2 separate regions of the Homo sapiens genome follow, and region 1 is linked to region 2. A link is an interaction called in ENCODE POLR2A ChIA-PET data of the cell type or tissue named here. Cell type or tissue: MCF 10A. All regions are shown on one strand. Each heading gives the region's core, and the rest is flanking DNA. Links, peaks and the distances in the headings are about the cores only.

The links. ChIA-PET counts read pairs that join two places held together with the same protein. Peaks named below come from ENCODE experiments on the same cell type or tissue, not always from the same donor. Only the 100,000 strongest peaks of a DNase experiment are listed, where the experiment ranks them.
Region 1: POLR2A ChIA-PET joins it to region 2 with 5 read pairs; 3 of 35 experiments call an interaction of 5 or more read pairs at or near these places.

Annotation. Positions count from the first base shown.
Region 1 is chr2:110,103,798-110,108,246 of GRCh38, forward strand. The region is part of intron 1 of MALL (mal, T cell differentiation protein like); the gene reads right to left. Among named protein-coding and RNA genes, the nearest start is that of MALL, 9.8 kb to the right of the region's middle. RefSeq lists an enhancer at 1,681-2,880. In MCF 10A, for the core only: no CTCF peak of the experiment used is centred there; DNase peaks (open chromatin) are centred at 2,494 and 3,054.
Region 2 is chr2:110,210,357-110,215,468 of GRCh38, forward strand. MTLN (mitoregulin) reads right to left here and starts at 2,191. Exons shown (of 2, transcript NM_001384134.1): 1 at 1,859-2,191; 2 at 1,173-1,266. The coding sequence starts at 2,169. The coding sequence ends at 1,999. RefSeq lists enhancers at 2,094-2,343, 2,444-2,493. In MCF 10A, for the core only: no CTCF peak of the experiment used is centred there; a DNase peak (open chromatin) is centred at 2,205.

The sequences.
Region 1 (4,449 bases), core at 1-4,000, 110 kb before region 2:
GGCTGCTCATGGTCCTGCTGGACGGCCAGGGAAAGACCAGGGCTGGAAGTTCAGACAGGGGCCGGAGTGGCCAGGGATGCGGGGCCAGGCCAGGTGGTTCCCAGCATCTCTCTGCTGTGTGGTGTGGGCTCCCTCGGTGGCTGATTCCTTGCTAGGTTCTGGCAGGGGAGGACTTGGAGGGAGGCTGGGATGTTAGGAGAGAAGTGGGGGCTTCCTGCTGCCTTTTCCAGGCCTTGCCATTGTCTCTCCAGAATCAGCAGCAGCAGCTGGAGATGAGGGTCCCAGTGCCCTTTCTTTAGGGTGACCACTGTCTCCCAGCACCCCCACACTGGTCTGAGCACTGGCAAGACAGAGACAGCTTCATCTATAGGTTTGAGCATCAGCATCGCTGCCCCTCTGTCCCTGATTCTGGGGTTGGGCAGCAGGCACTGTGAGCACTTATTATTCTCTGGATTGTTCAGTGACCCCTTTCTGTTCATCGAGCCTTCCAACGACTGTGTCAACAAGTCCTTGTATTGAATCCCCTCTGTGTGAAGCACCTATCATGGTTTCTGTTTCCTACTGGACCGTGACAGGCACAGCGCCTTTACAGATTTCCTTGGCTGTTCTCCACCGCCCTCATTACGCATCAGGCTCCATAGGCAGGGGCCATGTCTGTCTTGTTTATTTTGTATCGCCAGTGCTTGGCAGAGAGAGAGTAGGTGCTCAGCTTGAATGAATACTTGGAATTTAAGTGGGAGACTTAAGTCTTTATGTACCCTGACTTTATATATTTGTTAACTTCCTGGTCCTAGGCAGTCCTAATCTGAACAAGAAAATGCGTCACCCATCAATCCAAGCCCTCCAAGAATGTCAAGCTCCTCCTTGAATCATCTTGTCCTGACACCACCTGGCTCCCAGGGCCTCTGGGCAGCTGTGGCTGTGCAGCCCCTGCTTTTCACCTGTCTCCTGTCCTGGAGTGCTCGTTGCATCTTCAGTGTGTTAGTTGCACCACTCCTTTAAGAGAGGCTCATGCCTTACCTTATCCCCTCAATGACTGTCTTATTTTTGTATGCCCCTAAGAGCAGAGCATGGGGCTAGAGTGGCAGTAGTGTTTCAATAAACACTTGTTGACTTACAATTGTTACTTGTCTTACAATGCGCTTTCTAGTAAGAGGTCCAATGACCGCCAATGCTAAAGTAGTATGGGCTGGCATTATGGAGCACTCACTCACCATGTCCTGACATTTCCTATGAAGTCCACATTCAAACCCCACAGCTGTCTTATAGGATCCTTGTTTCTCTTTATTGTTACTCTTTCCATTGTTGATGAAACTGCGGCTGAGAGTGATGAAGTAACCTGCCCAGGGTCTCACAGCAATGAAGAAGCAGAGCCAGACTTTAGGCCCCATCCTGACTGACTCTATTTTACTGAACCTGAATACACAGTGCCCTCCCAGAGTAGGGGCTGGGCCTGGCCAAGGGGCCAAGGTGGCCACAGGCAGTGTGGGGAGGTTCACATCCAACTCCTGTCCCATGGCCCTTTTCATCTTCTCTCCTGGGAGGTCTTGCTCTTCCCCAGCCCAAGGCCTTCCCTTTCCTCATGTTCTCCCGTCCTTGTTTTCCAGGGGACATCCTTGGCCATTATTCCAACGGGACCCCATGGTCCCACGGGCACAGAGGTTGGTGGCTCCCATGTCCTGCAGGAGAACAGAAGAGAAGGGTGCTGCCCTGTGGGAGCCAGACCAAGGACAGGAAGACGCCACATGGCAGTGAGGGGAGTGAAGGGAGGGACAGAGACAGAAAGGCTGAAGCATGAAAAGAAAATTATAAAATAAACTGGGGTAAATTGAGTTAACTTTGCTGCTCCTGGAAGTATGGAGAACTGACAGGGGAGCAGAGGAAAGCAAGGGAGATGATTTCTCCTCCTGGAAAACTCAACTTCTAAGGCACAGTTGGAAGGAAGGGGAAGATGCCTGCCTTAAGGTCAGGCCTAAGAGGAGCCCTAATTTCTTCTCCCAGCCCCACCCATTCACTTTCAGTCCACAGAGAGTTGGCCCTAGGGGGCTCCCGGGAAGCCCCTGGCTTCAGTGAGCTTCAGACAGGCTCTTCCATATAAACAGAGTAGAAGCAGCAGCAGGTTGGAATGAAGGTGGTACTGGCCATTTGGGTAAGACATACAATGAACTTGCCGAACTGGAAGAGCTCAGGATGAACTTCTAAGGGCTCAGAGGATTTATCTCTGACTAATGTGCTGGTGAGTTAAGCAGCTGAAAGGAAAACATCTAACATCAAACAAAGAGTTTGCATGGTCTCCGCTTTTAACTTTCTGAACCTCTAGAAATCTTAGCTGTTTGTTTTAAACTAGTCAAAAATCTCATAAGTCAACTAGTGACAAGGTTGACAGTTAAAATAATTTATTGGAGTCATAGTCATAAAGCATTTCCTTGTTCACAGTCACCCTGGGTGAGCTTGCAGCTTCCACCCTTCGGCTTATAAAATTCAGCTTATAAAAAAGCTGATGAGTCACCTCGTATCATACAGGTAATGGCATGGTCAGCCCCCAGCACCCGCAGACAGCTGGCTCCAGAGCAGGGCACGGGTGTGAGCCGCACCCACCCCAGGCTCCCCCAAGGCACACACACTTGCTACATGAAGGAGAGAGAAAATAAATGGATGTCTGTTCTCATCTTAAAATTCACCCATTCAAACCTTTTTTGCACTTGGAGATTATGTTTCAAAATTAATATTGTCTTTAAATAAGAAATCTAAATTCACCAGTAAACTACATAAAACATGAACTTTACTGATAAAGTTTCATCAATCACTAGTGGGGATGTAAAACACAGAAGTTATTCTCCAGCCACTCTGGAAAATAGTTTGTCAGTTTCTTAATAAAGCGTACACTTACTACACCACCCAGCAATCATACGGGGGCATTTTCCCTGGAGAACTGAGCATTACCCCCACACAAAAGCCTGCACACAAGTTTTCACAGCAGCTTTATTTGGAACGGCCAAGAACTGGAAACAGGCAAACTGTTTCTCAATAGGTGGATGGTTAAACAAATGACGGCAAAGCCAGACCACGGAACGCTACTTAGCAGTAAGAAGGAAGGAGCTATTGACATAGGCCACAGCTTGGATGGTGCTCAAGAGCATTAGGCTGAGTGGAAGAAGCCAACCTCAAAGACCCATATACTGTGTGATTTCATGTATTTATATAACTTTCTGGAAATAACAAAATTGTAGGAATGAAATTTGTGGTTTTCAGGGGTTTGTTCAGGAGGGGGTGAGGGAGGGCAGGGTAGGGGGTGCACCCTGAAAGGGTAGCACGAGGGAGCTCTTTGTGGTGAGTGGCAGTCCTGTGCCTTGATGCAGTGGTGATTCCCTGAATCTACACATGTGAGAAAAGTGGAGCCCCCAAGTACCAAGGGCAGCTTCTGGGCTCTGATACTGTACTACTGTTAGGAAAGATGCAGCCACCGGGGGAAGCTGGGGAGGAGGATAGCCTGGGGCAAGTTTTCAAACCCATCTTGCCCTCCACCTAGAAACAGACTTGGGGCTGCTGGGGGGTACACAGAGGGAGTGAGACTGGCCATTTGGTTTGTGTGGGAGCTGGGTGAGGCCTGTAACTGCCAGCTTTCCCCCACTTCCCTGACAACCTGCATGACCCAGCAGAAGCAGCCATAATCTTCCTAAGTGCACAACTCCAGTAACTTGGGAATCTCACCTTTACCCCTCACAGCAGCAACAGCAAGACCCACCCAAGGAGAGTCTGAGCTCATACATGCCTAGCCCTGCCCCTATCTGATGGTCCTTCCCTATCCACTCTGGTGGAAGACAAAGGGCATATAATCTTGGGAGTTCTAGGGCTCCACCCAACACTGGTCCCTCTCCATACTACTACAGCTGCTGCTTTTTGGAAAGTGTCACCTCCTGGCAGGGGGCCAACCAGCACAAAAATAGACCATTAAACCACCAAAGCTAAAGACCCTCACAGAGTCCACTGCACCCTCTGCCACCTCCACCAGAACAGGCACTGATATCCATGGCTGAGAGACCCATAGACATTCCACATGACAGTACTCTGTGCAGACAATCCAGAGTACCAGCCCAGAGCCAGGTAAATTCGCTGGGTGGCTAGATCCAGAAGAGAGACAACAATCACTGCAGTTTGGCTCACAGGAAGCCACATCCATAGGAAAAGGGGAAGAATACTACATCAGGGGAACACCCTGTAGGACAAAAGAATCTGAACAGCCTTCAGCCCTAGACCTTCACTCTGACAGAGCCTATGCAAATGAGAAGGAACCAGAAAACCAGCCCTGGTAATATGACGAAACAAGGATCTTCAATACCCCCCAAAATCACACTAGTTCACCAGTAATGGATCCAAACCAAGAAGAAATCCCTGATTCACCTGAAAAAGAATTCAAGAGATTAGTTATTAAGCTAATCAGGGAGGGAC
Region 2 (5,112 bases), core at 676-4,675:
GGGACGGTGGCGGGTGCTTCATGTGGAAACAACTTTCCTATGTTAACATGAGGTTGAGACACGGAATTAATCTTTGTAGGAATGAGCAAGGGTGGTGTTCTAGAAACACTCCTTGCAAATCAAAGGAACCAGGCACTCACTCTTGATTTTTAGATATAGGTAGGATTTATCACTAAGCTCTGTTCAGGAGGGTTTCTCCTTCATGTGTATTCCATAATGACACGTAAAAGAGATTTTTGCCAATAAAAACTTATACACTGGCCATGCACAGTGGCTCATGCCTGTAATCCCAGCACTTTCAGAGGCCAAGGCCGGTGGATCACCTGAGGTCAGGAGTTCGAGACCAGCCTGACCAGCATGATGAAACCCCATCTCTACTAAAAATACAAAAATTAGCCAGGCATAGTGGCACATGCCTGTAGTCCCAGCTACTTGGGAGGCTGAGACAGTAGAATTGCCTGAACCGAGGAGGCAGAGGTTGCAGTGAGCCGAGATTGTGCCATTGCACTCCAGCCTGGACAACAAGAGTGAAATTCTGTCTCAAATAAAAAAGAAAAAAGAAAAAACTTATACTCTGTACTTGGAACACACTGTTTCGTTTTGGGTTGAGACAGGGTCTCGCTCTGTCATCCAGGCTGGAGTGCAGTGGTGAGATCACAGCTCACTGCAACCTTAACCTCCTAGGCTCAGGTGATCCTCCTGCCTCAGCCTCTGGTTTACAAATTAGCTGGACTCACAGGTGTGTGCCACCACGGCCAGCTAATTTGTAAGTTATTTGTAGAGACTGGGTCTCCCCATGTTGCCCTGGCTGGTCTCCAACTCCTGGGCTCAAGTGGTCCTCCCACCTCAACCTCCTAAAGTGCTGGGATTATAGGCCTGAGCAGGGCCAAGGAATACACTGTTACTCTTGGAAGTTCAAAGGTCTTACATATAGCACCCTTACCTCAGTTATGTTTACACAGCCCCCTGCTTTCCAAAAAGTTCGGTAAAAGAACCCATAATGGTCCCACGGCCAAGTCTGCTTTGTGCCTGTACCAAAGAAGGGGCACGAGTTACATAACACATCTGCTCAAAAACACTAGTAAGTCAGTTTTGAAAATGCAGATCTCTTGATGCAGTAAGGTGCAAGAAAAACATGATACTTCCCCTTATGAAAAAATAAAAGGGTCAAAGATGTTTAATTTTTTTATTTTAAAAATAAAATTGATTCATAAAGTGCAAGAAGAAGTCATTTCTTTCCGGTAGTCTATATGCATCTTCAACAAGCTGTTAGAAACAGAAAAGAGAAAAAAATTAGAAATACACAATCTGAAACTTCAAGCCGTACTGTGGTATTAAACCATGAACCATAAGATCTGGTTTACGACAAGAAAACTGAGGTCCTGAAAATTGATCATGCACAGCTCTTCTGAAGAGCTAAGACTGGATGCAAGGTTCCTGACTTCCAGGCCACTGCTCTTTCCACTTTACCAGGCTGCCAACAACCTAAGAATTCAGTTTGGAGTTTACAATCGCCAAGGCGAAGATGTGCTAACAAGGATGTTACTGAAAAGAATTGGGGGTGGCAAGATCACCTCCCTGGTTCTTTTTTTCTTTTGTTCTTTCCAGTATTTTCTATACTGATGTTTAATGTTGTCAGGATGAACGACGACATAGCACGTTGGTAAGACATTCTCATTAAACACCCAGTGAACCAAACCAAGATACCGAAGAGCAAGTTATCAGGGAAGACAAAACTTCCACCTTCTGGTGTCTGTGGGAACAAGTCCTGTCTTCTGCGACCTAGCCAGAGTTGATCCTAAGATATCCGCCCGACCCCAAAGTCTCCCTTTGCAATGTCACTATGTGTACTGCTCACCAACACTCCAGGAAGAGCCGGCCATGGCAGGCGGGGACTGTGTGGCAAGCCTGGTTCTGGGCGCCGGCGGACCGGGGCTCCGGCGCGGACATGGCAAGGTGGCCATGAGGGGGACAGAATGGGGCGGAAGGCGCAGAGTCTCAGGCCAGGTCCAGCTTCTTCTGCGTCGCCGCCAGCTTGTCCTGCAGCCTCCTTTTCCTCCAGTCCAAGTAGCGCCTCCGCAGTCGGTTCGCCTGCCAGCCCAGGAGTACTCCAGAAGCGAAGGCTACTAGCACGGACAACTGCAGTGTCCTCTCTGACACATCCGCCATGGCTGCCGCCGGCGTGCAGCGCGGTCTACGGCGCGGCGGCGGGGTCAAAAGGCGCCGCGCGTTCAAGGGTGGGGCGTGAGACAAAAATGAAGCGAAGGCGGCGAGGCGTTGGATCTCTCGAAACTCACTAATAGTCCCATCTGTCTCGCCTTCAACTGAAGACTTTCCCAGGCTTTGGACGACCCCACCTTCCACTTTCCTGAACCCCCACATTTCTTGTTGATGCCTTACATCATTAGCTAACATTGGGGGCGTATCTTGCTCACCCGACTGTAAGCTCTTCACCGCTCTGTATTTTCTCTCAGCAATAGAATGGGAGTGACTGGCGTAACTTTAAATTTTCTGGTAACCTGTTTTTTAAAAAATAAAAACAAAAACATGGAATTGTTTTTAATAATATATTTACTTATCCCAACATATAGGGGATGTTATCATTTCAACATGTAACTCGTTTTTAAATTATTAAGGAGATGCTTTATTTTTTTCATACCAAGTCTTTGAAAACTGGTCTGTATTTTACAGCGAAAGGCACATCTCAATTTGAACACTGAATTTTCAATGGAGATACCTATCAGTGTCTAGATTTCATAAAATGTACAGTTGAAAAAGTAGATTTATATACCCAAGCTGTTCTAAAAACACAAACATTTTTCCAATAACCGAATGGAGTACCAATTTAAATTTAAATTCATTAAAATTTTTTAAAAATTATAAACTCAGTTCTTCAGTCACACTAGCCATATATGGGACCAGTGGCTACCATATTGGACAACCCAGGTCTGGGGGTCATGCTGTACCAGAACTAACGTGGGGTCAAAATTGTTGGGATAGGAAACAAACAAACACATTTCTAATGATGAAAGTCATTTTGACACCCCCCCACCATGACTTCCACCTCCTAGTGTTCAGGCCTTTGTGTAATCCACTCCCCTTGAGTGTGGGTGTGACCTGTGACTTGCTTCTAACTAATATAATAAAGCAAAGGGGATGAGGATGTCACTCCTGTGATTACTACGTATATTAATCTGTTCTCACACTGCTCATAAAGACATACATGAGACTGAGTAATTTATAAAGGAAAGAAGTTTAATTGACTCACAGTTCCACATGGCTGGGGAGGCCTCACAATCATGGCAGAAGACAAAGGAGGAGCAAAGGCACATCTTACATGGCAGCAGGCAAGAGAGCCTGTGCAGGGGAACTTCCCTTTATAAAACCATCAGATCTCATGGGTCATATTCACTACCACGAGAACAGCACGGGAAAGACCCACCCTCATGATTCAATTACCTCCCACTGGGTCCCTCCCATGACATGTGGGAATTATGGGAGCTACAATTCAAGATTTGGGTGGGCACACAGCCAAAACATGTCACTGTGTATATAACATTTTTTAGCAAGTTAAAGACTCTCCTGTGGCTTGATGAAGTGGACGTGCTGGAGAAGCTCACAGAACAAAGAACTGCAGTGGCCTCTAGGAAAAGCCTCCAGCCAACAGCCAGCAAAAATCTGGAACCCTCAGTCCCAAAACCACAAGGAAATGAACTCTGCCCACAACCTGAATGAGCTTGGAAGCAGATTCTTCCCCATTTGAGCCTCCAGATGAAAACACAGCCTTACACATTGATTGCAGTCTTGTGAGATTATAACAGAGGACCCAGCTTAATTGTGCTTGGATTCCCGATCCATGGAAAATGTGAGATAATAAATGTGTATTGTTTTAAGTGACTACATTTGTGGTAATCTGTTACATGGTGTAAGATATGGGACAAAACAGAGTGTTTTTCCCACCTTAACTCTCAATACAGACCACCTCTGTTCACTAAACAATACATTCAATACTCTGACACCAGAGTTGGGGTGAGGGAGACCTTTTTCCTATACACCAATGAATTCTGCAGCAGACAACAACTGGGTGTCCTCTAATTCAATTTAATTTTGACACTTACCTACCTGGATGTAGCATCAGCCTCCATAGGTTGAGGGCTCAGTCCCATAAGACTTCTTCCTACTTCCAATGCCAGTCACAAATAGCAGGTTGTCACCTATACCTCTGAAGAACTGGCTATAAATCAGGAATTCCAACAACCCCCTCCTTAGGTTTGATTAATTTTCTAGAACTGCTCAGAGAACTCAGATAAACACTTTACTTACTTTTACCCACTTATTATAAAGGATATTACAAAGGATACAGTTAAACAGCCAGGTGGAATAGATGGATAGTGTAAGGCATATAGGAAAGGGCATGGAGCTTCCATACCCTGTTTAGGACCACCATCCTCCAGGAACTTCCACATGTTTAGCTATCCAGAAGCTCAATCAAACCCAATCCTTTTGGTTTTTACGGAAGCTTCATTACATAGGCATAACTGATTACATCATTGGCCATTGGTGATCAAATTAACCTTCAGGTCCTTTCTCCTCCCTGGAAGCTGGAGAGTAGGGCTGAAAGTCAAATCATGCCCTGGCATTTCCTGTGGCCAGTCCCTGTCCTAGGGACCTGCAGTCATCTCATTAGCATACAAAAGTCATTCTTATCAATCACTTGAGATTCCAAGGATTTTAGGAGCTGTATGCCAGGAAACAAGAATGAAGACCATACACACACACACACACACACACACACACACATATATTCACAATATCACACACAGTAATAGAAAATGAATAAAGTCCTGAAAGGAAGGTCAGCAAGTGGAGCCTGAACTCAGCCTCTCTGCAGAGATCAGCAAATGGACTTTCATACTTGAGGCAAAACGTATCTTAGGAGGGAGATGATAAGGACAGTGTTGGGTCCAATGTGAATTCACATCTGCCACACTTAATGTTCATTTACTCAACAAATATTTATTGAACGCTGCAGTAGGCATTGGGAATGTAAAGGTGAATACAACACAAGGTCTGCCCTTAGCTTAGCACAAAGTAGAAGAGGTAGAAAAGAAA